3 separate regions of the Homo sapiens genome follow, and all the other regions are linked to region 3. Evidence: chromatin contacts called from ENCODE Hi-C or POLR2A ChIA-PET data. All regions are on one chromosome and are shown on one strand. The core of a region is the stretch at or near the end of the contact, and the rest is flanking DNA. Distances in the headings are between cores, read along the strand shown. Region 1 holds the start of WDR19 (WD repeat domain 19). Region 2 has its middle 56 kb from the start of LINC02513. Region 3 holds the start of ARAP2 (ArfGAP with RhoGAP domain, ankyrin repeat and PH domain 2).

What was found. A loop is a pair of places that touch in the nucleus more often than their neighbours do. ChIA-PET counts read pairs that join two places held with the same protein, here RNA polymerase II (POLR2A). Pooled maps may share reads with other maps.
Region 1: a loop to region 3 is called in a map of CD8-positive, alpha-beta T cell, with 17 times the contacts of the local background. The contact joins the promoter of WDR19 here to the promoter of ARAP2 in region 3. A Hi-C loop is called at or near these places in 2 of 168 maps with a recorded cell type or tissue (CD8-positive, alpha-beta T cell and naive thymus-derived CD4-positive, alpha-beta T cell) and 5 of 50 pooled maps.
Region 2: a map with no recorded cell type shows a loop between it and region 3 (7-fold over the local background). The contact joins the enhancer-like site here to the promoter of ARAP2 in region 3. A Hi-C loop is called at or near these places in 2 of 37 single-sample maps with no recorded cell type and 6 of 50 pooled maps. POLR2A ChIA-PET finds 5 or more read pairs at or near these places in 1 of 52 experiments (activated CD4-positive, alpha-beta T cell).

Annotation. Positions count from the first base shown.
Region 1 is chr4:39,181,108-39,184,541 of GRCh38, reverse strand. It overlaps WDR19 (WD repeat domain 19), which reads right to left and starts at 2,013. Exons shown (of 37, transcript NM_025132.4): 1 at 1,979-2,013. The coding sequence starts at 1,984. RefSeq lists enhancers at 975-1,044, 1,745-1,894, 2,019-2,313, 2,165-2,344.
Region 2 is chr4:38,309,320-38,312,573 of GRCh38, reverse strand. No RefSeq gene overlaps it. Among named protein-coding and RNA genes, the nearest start is that of LINC02513, 56 kb to the left of the region's middle. RefSeq lists enhancers at 1,870-2,029, 2,040-2,169. Within about 2 kb of position 1,998, at least 6 of the 41 ENCODE cell types and tissues checked have a DNase peak (open chromatin) inside an H3K27ac peak, as active enhancers do.
Region 3 is chr4:36,242,496-36,245,815 of GRCh38, reverse strand. It overlaps ARAP2 (ArfGAP with RhoGAP domain, ankyrin repeat and PH domain 2), which reads left to right and starts at 1,302. Exons shown (of 33, transcript NM_015230.4): 1 at 1,302-1,637. LOC439933 (a long non-coding RNA gene) reads right to left here and starts at 1,700. Exons shown (of 5, transcript NR_122079.1): 1 at 1,605-1,700; 2 at 506-644. RefSeq lists a silencer at 927-1,506.

The DNA of each region.
Region 1 (3,434 bases), core at 764-3,263, 2.9 Mb before region 3:
TGAGCCGAGATGGTGCCACTGCACTCCAGCCTGGGTGACAGAGCAAGACTTCGTCTCAAAATAAATAAATTAACAACCAACAACCAAACACAAAGCAGTGAGGTTGTTTATTTTTATTTTTATTTTTTTTTAGACAGCGTCTTGCTCTGTCGCCCAGGCTCTGGAGTGCAGTGGGGCGATCTTGGCTCACTGCAACCTCCGCCTCCTGGGTTCAAGCGATTCTCCTGCCTCAGCCTCCCGAATAGCTGGGATTACAGGCACACGCTACCACGCCCGGCTAATTTTAAAAATATTTTTGGTAGAGACAGGGTTTCACCATGTTGGCCAGGCTGGTGTCGAACTCCTGACCTCAAGTGATCCACCTGCCTCGGCGTCCCAAAGTGCTGGGATTACAGGCGTGAGCCACCGCACCCTGTCCCAATGAGCATTTTACATGCTAAAGAAGAAATTCCCCTCTATTGAAAGTAGAGGTGGGCTATGATCATGGGACATAAAAGTTTTATAGAGCATAAAGAAACTCATGAAGAAAGAATATTTAAAAGCATCTTACTTTTGCAATTTTGTGACCATTTCACCCTGGAACTCCTTCATGCAAGTGAGAAGTCCTTAAACTTGAATTTCATTACCTTCAATGGCTGACTTGCCTCTAGCTGTGATTTCATATTATTTTTTTTCAGTGGAGCTCTATAGATGCTCCACATACCGTGCAGAGGAAAAACTGCTAGTTTCACAACCAAAAAACCAAGACTTAAATTTTGTTTGTAGCTTATTAGCTGTAGGGCTTTAAGTAAGTCGTTTAAATTGCCTCCAGCAAAAAATTCTCAACTGTAAATCATGAATAATAACTCTTCACTTCTAATATTTCATAAATTGTAAAGAGCTTTAGAAATAAAAATGGGAGTTATGATTACTGGTCCGTCAATTCCAATTTCCACACTAATAGCCACGAAGAAGCATGAGGACATCTAAAATAATTTTAAAATTGAGCCTTCCAGCCGGGCGCGGTGGCTCACGCCTGTAATCTCAGCACTTTGGGAGCCCGAGGTCGGGGGATCATGAGGTCAGGAGAGTGACAGCATCCTGGCTAACACGGTGAAACCCCATCTCTACTAAAAATACAAAAAATTAGCTGGGTGTGGTGGCACGCGCCTGTAGTCCCAGCTACTCGGGGGGCTGAGGCAGGAGAATCGCTTGAACCCAGGAGGTGGAGGTTGCAGGGAGCAGAGATTGCGCCACTGCACTCCAGCCTGGGTAACAGAGCGAGACTCAGTAAAAAAAAAAAAAAAAAAAAGCCTTCCATTTCTTTGCCAGAGCAGAGCAAGGGGGGACTGCTCTGATAAATCAGAAAGTGGGGTGAACAAGAAGCCCAAGCCTAGAAACCGTGCGTGCAGAGGATGAGGCACATGAGCGTGAGACCTGAGTTTTCGGGTGCAGATTTCCCGTCAATAATGTACACTCGCTAGCAGGTGATTGGACTGGTCACAGGTAATACATTTTGAAGTTATTCTTTAGGAGGCTTTTCATTCTTTTTAAGGCGCTGGGCAGCTGCGCGGCTTGCCAGAGGCTTAGCCCCAAGAAATGAGGTAGCTCGTGACATCGGACCCAGTCAACTTCACAGCGACCCTCCAAACGCGTTAACTCGACCAGTTCTTTCCGCGTGCGAAGCTGGGGTATCTTTAGATCCAGTCCGCTCATTTCGGCCAGGGAGGGGTTCCCACTTTCTGCACCGCTTCTACGGCGTCTGCAGTCCCCAAAACGAGAGGCCTCTCTCTCCGCCCTCTCCTCTCCTCCTATTTTCTTTCCTTTCTCTCGTCCCTTCAGCTTCGCCCCCGCTCTCTCTGGCCACCTCTCTCTCTCTCTCTCTTCCTCATTTCCAACGAACTCAGAAGGGAGAGGGACAGATATCCTCTTTTAAAAGCGACCAAGGGCCAGTAGTCGCGTTTTCCCGCCCCACCCCGGGAATTTGTAAGTTATTTACCTTCATCTCCACGCTCGAGCCGCTACGCGAACTATGAAGTACGCAGGCGCACCCGGTCTCCACCAAGCAGGCTACCGCGTTCCCGTCACCCAGGAGACCGCGCGAGCAGCGACCAATCAGCGAGTGCTAATTGAAAGGCGGTGCCTCGAGGGGCCGGGCCAAGCGCACCGCCCTCTGCGAGGGTGGGTGAGAGGCGGAGGGTGGAATCACATGACATCAGAGACGCTAACCCTGGGAAGTTGGGCGTCGCGAGGCCTTGCTGAGCCTCGGCTTCCTGGCTGGCTCTGATTGGATGAGATTCGTCCGGGAGAGACGGGCTCTGTGAGCCCTCAAAGGCGCGTGCGTAAATTTTGGACCGCGATGACTAAGATGTCAGTGCTGGCCAAAGGGGGCGCCGAGAAGCTGAAGGAAAGAAGACGCAGAATGTTAGATTAAAGGAGGCAGGATGGGCTAAATACTCCTATACAGTCCACGCAAAGAGGGGTTGGACGAGCTCGGGTATATCTTTTTTTCTTCCAGGTTTCTGGGGTAGAAGGGAGGAGGCATAAGAGGTACAATAGTTTATTTCAAGGTAGGGTTGTTGGTGCTTTTTTTTTTTCAGTTTCACCAAAATCTTTTTTTTTTTTCAATGTCAACAAAATGTGCTAGCTAACGTGGGCAGGAAAAATGAGCTCCAATAGTTTTCCTTTAGAGTTTGGATCTGGCAGCTTTTCCCCAAGTATAAAGCCCTGTTGTACAGTATTTGTGCTGCATTATTTATAGCATGAAAGTGCATCTTTTACCCAAGCGTCTGAAAGTGTTGAAACAGTCTACCTTTTGCTTTTCTTTTCGACATCAGGTAGGAATCTGATTGGCTTAGAGAAAGTTAATCAATGATTTGAAATAACTAATAATGAATGTTTGCAAATTCTTAAGTAGGGTGCTATGCCTTTGCACTGGGGTTTTCAGTTACGTTACGACAGGGGTCCGGATCCAGACCCCAAGAGAGGGTTCTTGGATCGCGCGCAAGAAAGAATTCAGGGCGAGTTCTCAGTGCTGAGAAAAGCAAGTTTATTAAAACACGTAAAGTGGTGAAAGGACAGCTACTCCATAGACAGAGTAGGACATTCCTGAAAGCAAGAGAAGGGACGCATCCACCCTAGGTACAATGCTTGTATATATGGGGAGATGTGCTCTGCTACAAGGGTTTGTGATCAAAGATTAATTTTCTTAATTATTTTGCAGGAATTGATATTATTATCTTTAAAGCAAAATTAGGAATGCCTTTGTTCTCCAGATATCCCGATATCTGGGTCTGTTTTAGTAAACATTATTAATTTATTCCCTTAATCGTAAACATCTAGAGGCGAGGAATGCCCAAATTCTGAGAATTCAGCCCAGCAAGTCTCAGCCTCATTTTCCTAGCCCTCACTCAAAATGGAATCGCTCTGGTTCAAACGCCTCTGACAGTTAGGTT
Region 2 (3,254 bases), core at 749-3,248, 2.1 Mb before region 3:
CCCTTTCAAATGTCTCAGATTTCCTGTAAATGTATTTCTACAGTTGCTTTGTTTGCATTGGAAGAAAAAGCAGTTCACACATTGCATTTGATCAACTCTCTTAAATCTCTATCAGCTATATAGGCCTCCTTGTCTCCCTGACATTCTCTTGTTAAAGAAAGAGAGTGATTTGCCCTGTAAATTTCTCACCTTTTAGATTTTGCTGATTATATCACTGTGGTGTCATTTAACATGTTCCTCCATTCCCTGTATTTTCTGTAAACTGGTAGTTAGATCTAGTGGTCTGATTAGAATCACATTGAATTGTTTGGCAAAGATACCTCATAAGCAAGACACAATCAAGGACCCTAAGCTTAAGATTACTTCTTTCTAGAAGATGAAGTCTCTGTTCCAAGCTCACAAAGCTAATAAAGGACAGAACAAGGCCTGGAATTCAATATTCTGCCTCTAGGTTCCTGTCCTTCCTCCCCATCACAGGATTTGAATCTAGTCTCTCCTCCTTGGAATGGAAGGTTGTCATTAAATCTTCTACCTCCATTATGACAGAAGGAGCAAGAGAGGAGCAGTGGGAAGGTTCAAACCTTCCTCTGACATACGGCAATATTTTTATTTTAAACAGATGCTGTGGGGAGAAGTCTCCTCAAGCCTGGGTGGGGCTATGCACAGTCTGCTTTTGCCAGAGGACTGGAAGCACTTAACACAGAACTCTGGCACAGAGCATCATTCTTGTTCCCCCTCTCTCCTTTTAAACACTGAGAACCAATTTACCTGAGTGAGTGCCGAAAGGAACATTTCATCCCTTTGCCTTACTCATTTTAATCGGAGGGAATGAGGTGTGTGTTCTTGCTCGCTGGCGGTGCTAGACGCCCGAGGAGATGCATGGAATTCCTCTTGGGTGAATAGGAAATAGAAAAGGAATAGCTAACGAAGGTGGCAACTATTCTGTGCCCTTTAGAAGTAAGTGCTTCCTCCTCCCTTCCTGCTACACTCAGCATGCAAACCCCAGAACCAAGACTGTATAACACAGGTAAATGGAAATATTCCCATCACAAGAGGAAGAAACCCACTCCCTACCCAAAACAAGGGGTAGGAGGCAAAGGTGGCTCAAATGCACAATAACAGTGAGAGCCCACCTTTATGGAATACTTAAAACACACCAAATACTTTATGCACAGTGACTCATTTAGTCCTCAAAACAACCCTGAAAAGTGGAAAGCAGGTGCTTCTATTTCCTGAATCTGCAGATAAGGAGGAATGTGAGATCACACAGATATTATTTTAGTGAAGGCAGAATTCTAATCCAGGCTTTTCTCATTTAGCGTCTGTAGCTTCACCATTAGGCTACAAAATTAGCTAAATTAAGATACTTATTTGGGAGCGGATAGCAATTTAGAAGGGAAATTTTGTTGGGTTTAGGAGTGGCTCAAGTAATACACCTTGGGATTCCTGGCCTTTGAGGACTATCATCTTCCATCTTACCGTAGGTCTCCAAAATCCATTAAGCACATTTCACAGGTGCAGGGACAGAAAGTTTCCACAAGGAATTGACTCTGGAGAAGCAACAGTTAAGCACTCTCTAGCTGTCTTCCTGTCAGATCAAGGCTTCTCACTCAAAGGAATGTCAGGAACCTATGTGGCACACACAGCCTTTGTGTGAATTCGAAAGTAGCACCTCTCCTGGGTAGATGAGTGGCAAAAATCTGCTCTTTCTGGGAGGATCCTTCTGGAAGGGTAATATCCACACTAAGCTTCACTGCTTGGCAGGGGTTGGGCCAGATTTCAGCCCCTTTCATACCCCTGCAGCCAGGTTCAAGAGTGCAGCAGAGCCCTGGTAAGCCAAGCTCCCTTTCCAAGCCAGGACTCTGCACCTGTTAAGCCCAAGTCACTCTTGCTGAGCTGTTACCATCTTTGGTGGTTGTTTCACGTGATTGTGGTCTCCTGTCAGCTCATGAGAGGGCAGAACCCAATTACTAGATTACTCAGAGTGCTGGTTTTCTTTTTCTTTCTTTTTTTTCTTTTTTCACCGCACTCAAGGCTGTGGCAGCCAAAATTTCCCTCCATCTCCCTGGTTTGACTCAACGAAGCTAGGCTGACATTGCTGTACATAGACTGCTAGGAGACTGTGACCATACTACACCATTTTTTCAATAGCGCTGACCAATTTCAATGGCTTGATTTTGTCATCGGATTGTATAAAAGAGCATGAAAAATAATTGGCAGTGGATAAACATTTTTCAGTCCACACTAAAAACGTAAATGTGAATCGATTACAAACCATGGGGAAATAAATTTGGTCAAAACTTAGTCATTTCGCTTTTGGAAATTTGTAGTAAAGAAATAATGCTAAATGTAGAAGAAAAACAAAAACCTCTGTCCACAAAGATAGTCACTACTGCGTTATTTGTATTAATACTAGGGAAAGTTGGAAATTAGCTGTCTTTATGGGAGAGCTTGTAGGTTAGGTAAATTATGGTATTTACCACATAATAGAGTTTTACAGCATTTTTGGAATTTGTGTTTCTGAAATGTTTGTTGGAACATATATAATGTGTATGTTGTTACAAGAAAAAATGTCAGGAAGCAAATAAATGTAAATTATAATCACAACTGTGTCAATAATGCTTAGAAAAATTTAGAAAGAGGACACACTAAAGCAGTCTTATTAAACCTAATGAAAATAACTACTATTTGTTGAGTTTTTGCTGTGTGTGAGGTACTGTGCTCAGTGTTTTTACATACATTAATTCAGTTTATCCTTCTATTAACAACTTGTGGTAAGTACAATTATTATGATTCCCATTTTATAGATGAAGGAATTGTTGCAGAGCTAAGTTAAATAACTTGCCCAAGTCATGTAGCAGAAAATGTAAAAGCTGGAAGATGAATCCAGGAAGCCTCAACAGCCACGCCTCCTAGCTGTTTGTCAGCTAGTTGAAAAATAGAACAAAAGATAATATGGAGAGATATCATTAAAAATATTACATAGAACAGGTTGAGCCTAGAATATGATGGGGTAGTGTTACAAGTACCCAATAACTAAATGGAGGAAGTTCTGTTTACCCAGGTAAAGATAATACAGTTCAAGCATCAATAACTGCAGTAGACTGAAGCACATCAATATTTGTGAAGTTACAGGTTTAAAATTACTCAGGAAAAAAACCCTCATCGGACACGTTTAGAGAAGCTAGGAAATAGCTCATTTCGCTGAAAACTGGTAAATAGAAAATAACCAAGCATTTTTCCTGCTTTTACTG
Region 3 (3,320 bases), core at 53-2,552:
GTCAATAAAACTTTCCTGGTGGAAATGAGGTCGGCTATGAGGTATTAAGTTCAAAAGGAACTGGATATTTGGTGTCTCTAGTAAGACAGAGCTGCTTCAGAGTCTCCCCAGGGAAAGACGGTGCTTTGGGCAGGTAGTTAGTGTGGGTGAAGGTGATGACTGAAGAATCCTAAGGGCCCAGGCTTGTGGGAAGCCTCTCTCTTTCCGCACTTCACCAATTATCTCATTTTCATAAGGTCTGCGCTTTCCTTAATTGCTTCACTTCCATCAACAGGAACAGGGGAAAGATAAATACATTTCACCTTTTAATGAAGAGAATTTCAGGTAGTCTGTGGGAGATGTTTATAAAAAAAAAAAAAAAAGCTGGTAGGGGGCAGTGTCTCACGCCTGTAATCCCAGCACTTTGGGAGGCCGAGGCAGGTGGATCACTTGAGGTCAGGAGTTTGAGACCAGCCTGGGCAACAAGGCGAAACTCCGTCTATACCAAAAATACAAAAAAAATTACCTTGGCTGATGGTGCGCGCCTGTAATCCCAGCTACCTGGGAGGCTGACGTGGGAGGATAGCTTGGACCCAGAGGCGGAGGCGCAATGAGCTGAGATTGCCTCACTACACTCCAGCCTGGGTGACAAAGTGAGACCCTGTCTAAAAAAAAAAAAAAAAAGTAGTTGGTCTGTGAACTCACTTGCAAATAACTGGATTTTACGGACGCTTAGATATTTGGAGGTCCACAAGGGTTCTTTGGGATCCCCTATTTTCCTTCGCTGCCTCCTTTGTCAGAGTCCAACTCAAAGGGGAAATGCCCCTCTGGGATCTAACCGCCACAGGTGCAAGAAGGAGCAAATTTACATAGAAGCAGCCTGGGGAAAATAGTGCCCTAGATGAGTCTTCAGTTTGGGAAACGCTGAGCTAACACTTTAAGTACTTGGAAGAGTAATACTAATAATCAGTCGTGGCGAGGTTCCGCCCATTTGACATTCAACCCCCCATGAGTGCGCACAGACAAACCCACTGGCCAGGAGGAGCCAACACAAGGTCCTGGGCATCTCCGTCCCGGGAAGGTGGGTAATGCCCCTGTCGCTCTGGGCTCCAGGGCGCGCCCCCGCAGCTTCCCCAGCGGGGTCTGACGCCTCCGGGCCGAGGTGCGCCAGGTGGCGAGGGTGCCAGGCGCGGCCAAGTCGCGGCGGTCTGAGTCAGTCACCCAACTATGCTGCGGAACCAGGGAGGCCGGCTGGGCCGCCCCCGCCGTTGAGCTCCGGCTTCCCCCGCGCGGGGCGCCTGCTCCCCGCCCCCGCGGGCGGAGAGGAAGCGGCGGCCGAGGCGAGGCGCGGGAGCACCTGAGCAAGGCGCGGGCGCCGGGCTCGGCGTTTCCGGAGCTGAGCGCGGGTCCGCGGCCCGCGCTCCCCGCCTCCAGGTGCGGCGGCCGCGACACGCCGGCCCCACTAACAGCGCCGCCCGCGCGGCCGCCGCCAGGCAGCAGAGGCGACTGCGGACAGCCGGCGGGGACCGGGAAAGAGGAGGCCTGGCGCCTCCGGCAGAGGGGCGAGGACCGAGCGCCCAAGGCTGGGAGAGACGCCGGCGCTGAGCTTCCCAGCGCCGCCTCACCTCGCTTTTCGAACTCCGCGACCCGAGCGCAAGGCGAGTACCCGGGGCCTCGGGAAGGCTGGGCCGGGATGGCCCACGCGGGGGTGGGAGGACCCTGTCTGGAGGGGCTGGGGCTTTTCGACACTTCACCGGGTAAATTTCCTCAGCGCAAAGTGCTCGGCTCTGGTGTCCGCCCCTTGGATTTCGCTCCCGCGTGTGGGCGTCTGAAAGGAAACCAGAAGCCGGTAAGTGATCCAAGAACTCCACTTCTGGGATTTGACCCGGGAGGGTGAGGATCCGGATAGACAGCTGGACACTCCCTCCATTCCTCTCCCCTACCTTTAAATAAGAAGAAGCTGTAGTGAGTTTCAGGCACCAAGTTATTTACTCGGTAGAGATCATGAATTTGCCCGGGTGTCTGTGCTGCCCCGCACCCTGCTTGTTAACCACGTTAAGACGACTGGCCTGTTAATTAACTTTAATTACGATCATTTGGCTTCCACCTGCCTGAACCCGATACCTTACACGGGAACCTGTATGATGTGAGTTTACCAGATTGATCTTTCTTGTTTACTTTTGGAGACAGTTCTCTTGGGAGAAGTGGTGTCCATCCTATTTAATAAAGTAAGTTTTACTTTATCTAATTCTGGCTTGTTTTCTTAAACACCTCCTACCTTGAGGTGATCTGGAGTTATTTTGATTTGGGGAAAGGGTTCGTGGATTATATAGCCTTTGATAATTAGAGGAAAACACAAGAAAATAAGCTAATTTGTGTGGAATAATGACATCTTAGGGTGTTGTAAGTAGGTATCCTGATAGCAAATTCTTTTTTTTTTTTTTTTTTTTTTTGCAAGCTTGTCCTTGAAGTAGGCTGTTCAGTAGAATACAGCCTTCGGTTTAAAAAAAATCAAGAAGTGTATTGAAAATAAGCTATTTTTAAAAGTACATTTAATAGGATGTCATTGTTATTACTCATAATAGTATTGTACTTACAAGCTCAGTATTGATTTATCTGCACTTAAGCACTCTACACCCCCACAGGCCCATGGAACTTTGCCCGTAAGTAATTGGAAGATAAAAAGCAAGCTAACTTTTTTTAAGGAAAAAAAGAGAAATACCTTTAAACTCTTTTTTTTTTAACTCTTATTTATGACTTCCATACACTTACAGGAGAAATATTGAGAGAAAATACTCATGACATTTTTTGTCCAACAACGTTTAAAGAAGAAAAAAAAGTGGGTCATGGAACTAGGCTAGGGTTAAGTGCAAATATCTTCCTGGCTTCTTTCTAAACATATTTAACACATACACATTTAAGGTGGTTCCTAACACGAAGAGGGTTTTATATAGATTTGTCAGTACTCAAAGATTTATTTGAATTAAAATGTACCTAGAGGGTAAGTGAGAGAGCTTGTTAAAACGTATTTATATGGGTGTGTGCTTGTGTTTGTATTTTTTCCTTCGTCTGTAAACCTGTCAGATTTTATGTGGCTTGTCTGTAAAAGGAGAAGCTGATGGTACGTTTAAAAACAAATTCTTGTTTTTCTAATATCACTGCAAGCTCCTTGCAGTGTAAGGCTCATGGATATGCAATAATATCAGATCCAACTATTCTTGGATACTGTGGAGAAGTATAGAACTCAGATTATAATGAATTACAGTTTTCTTAAGAACTTTAACGCATTGAAACTATGAAGTTTTAAAGTCTACGTAGAATTCTGGGTTATAGACTTCATG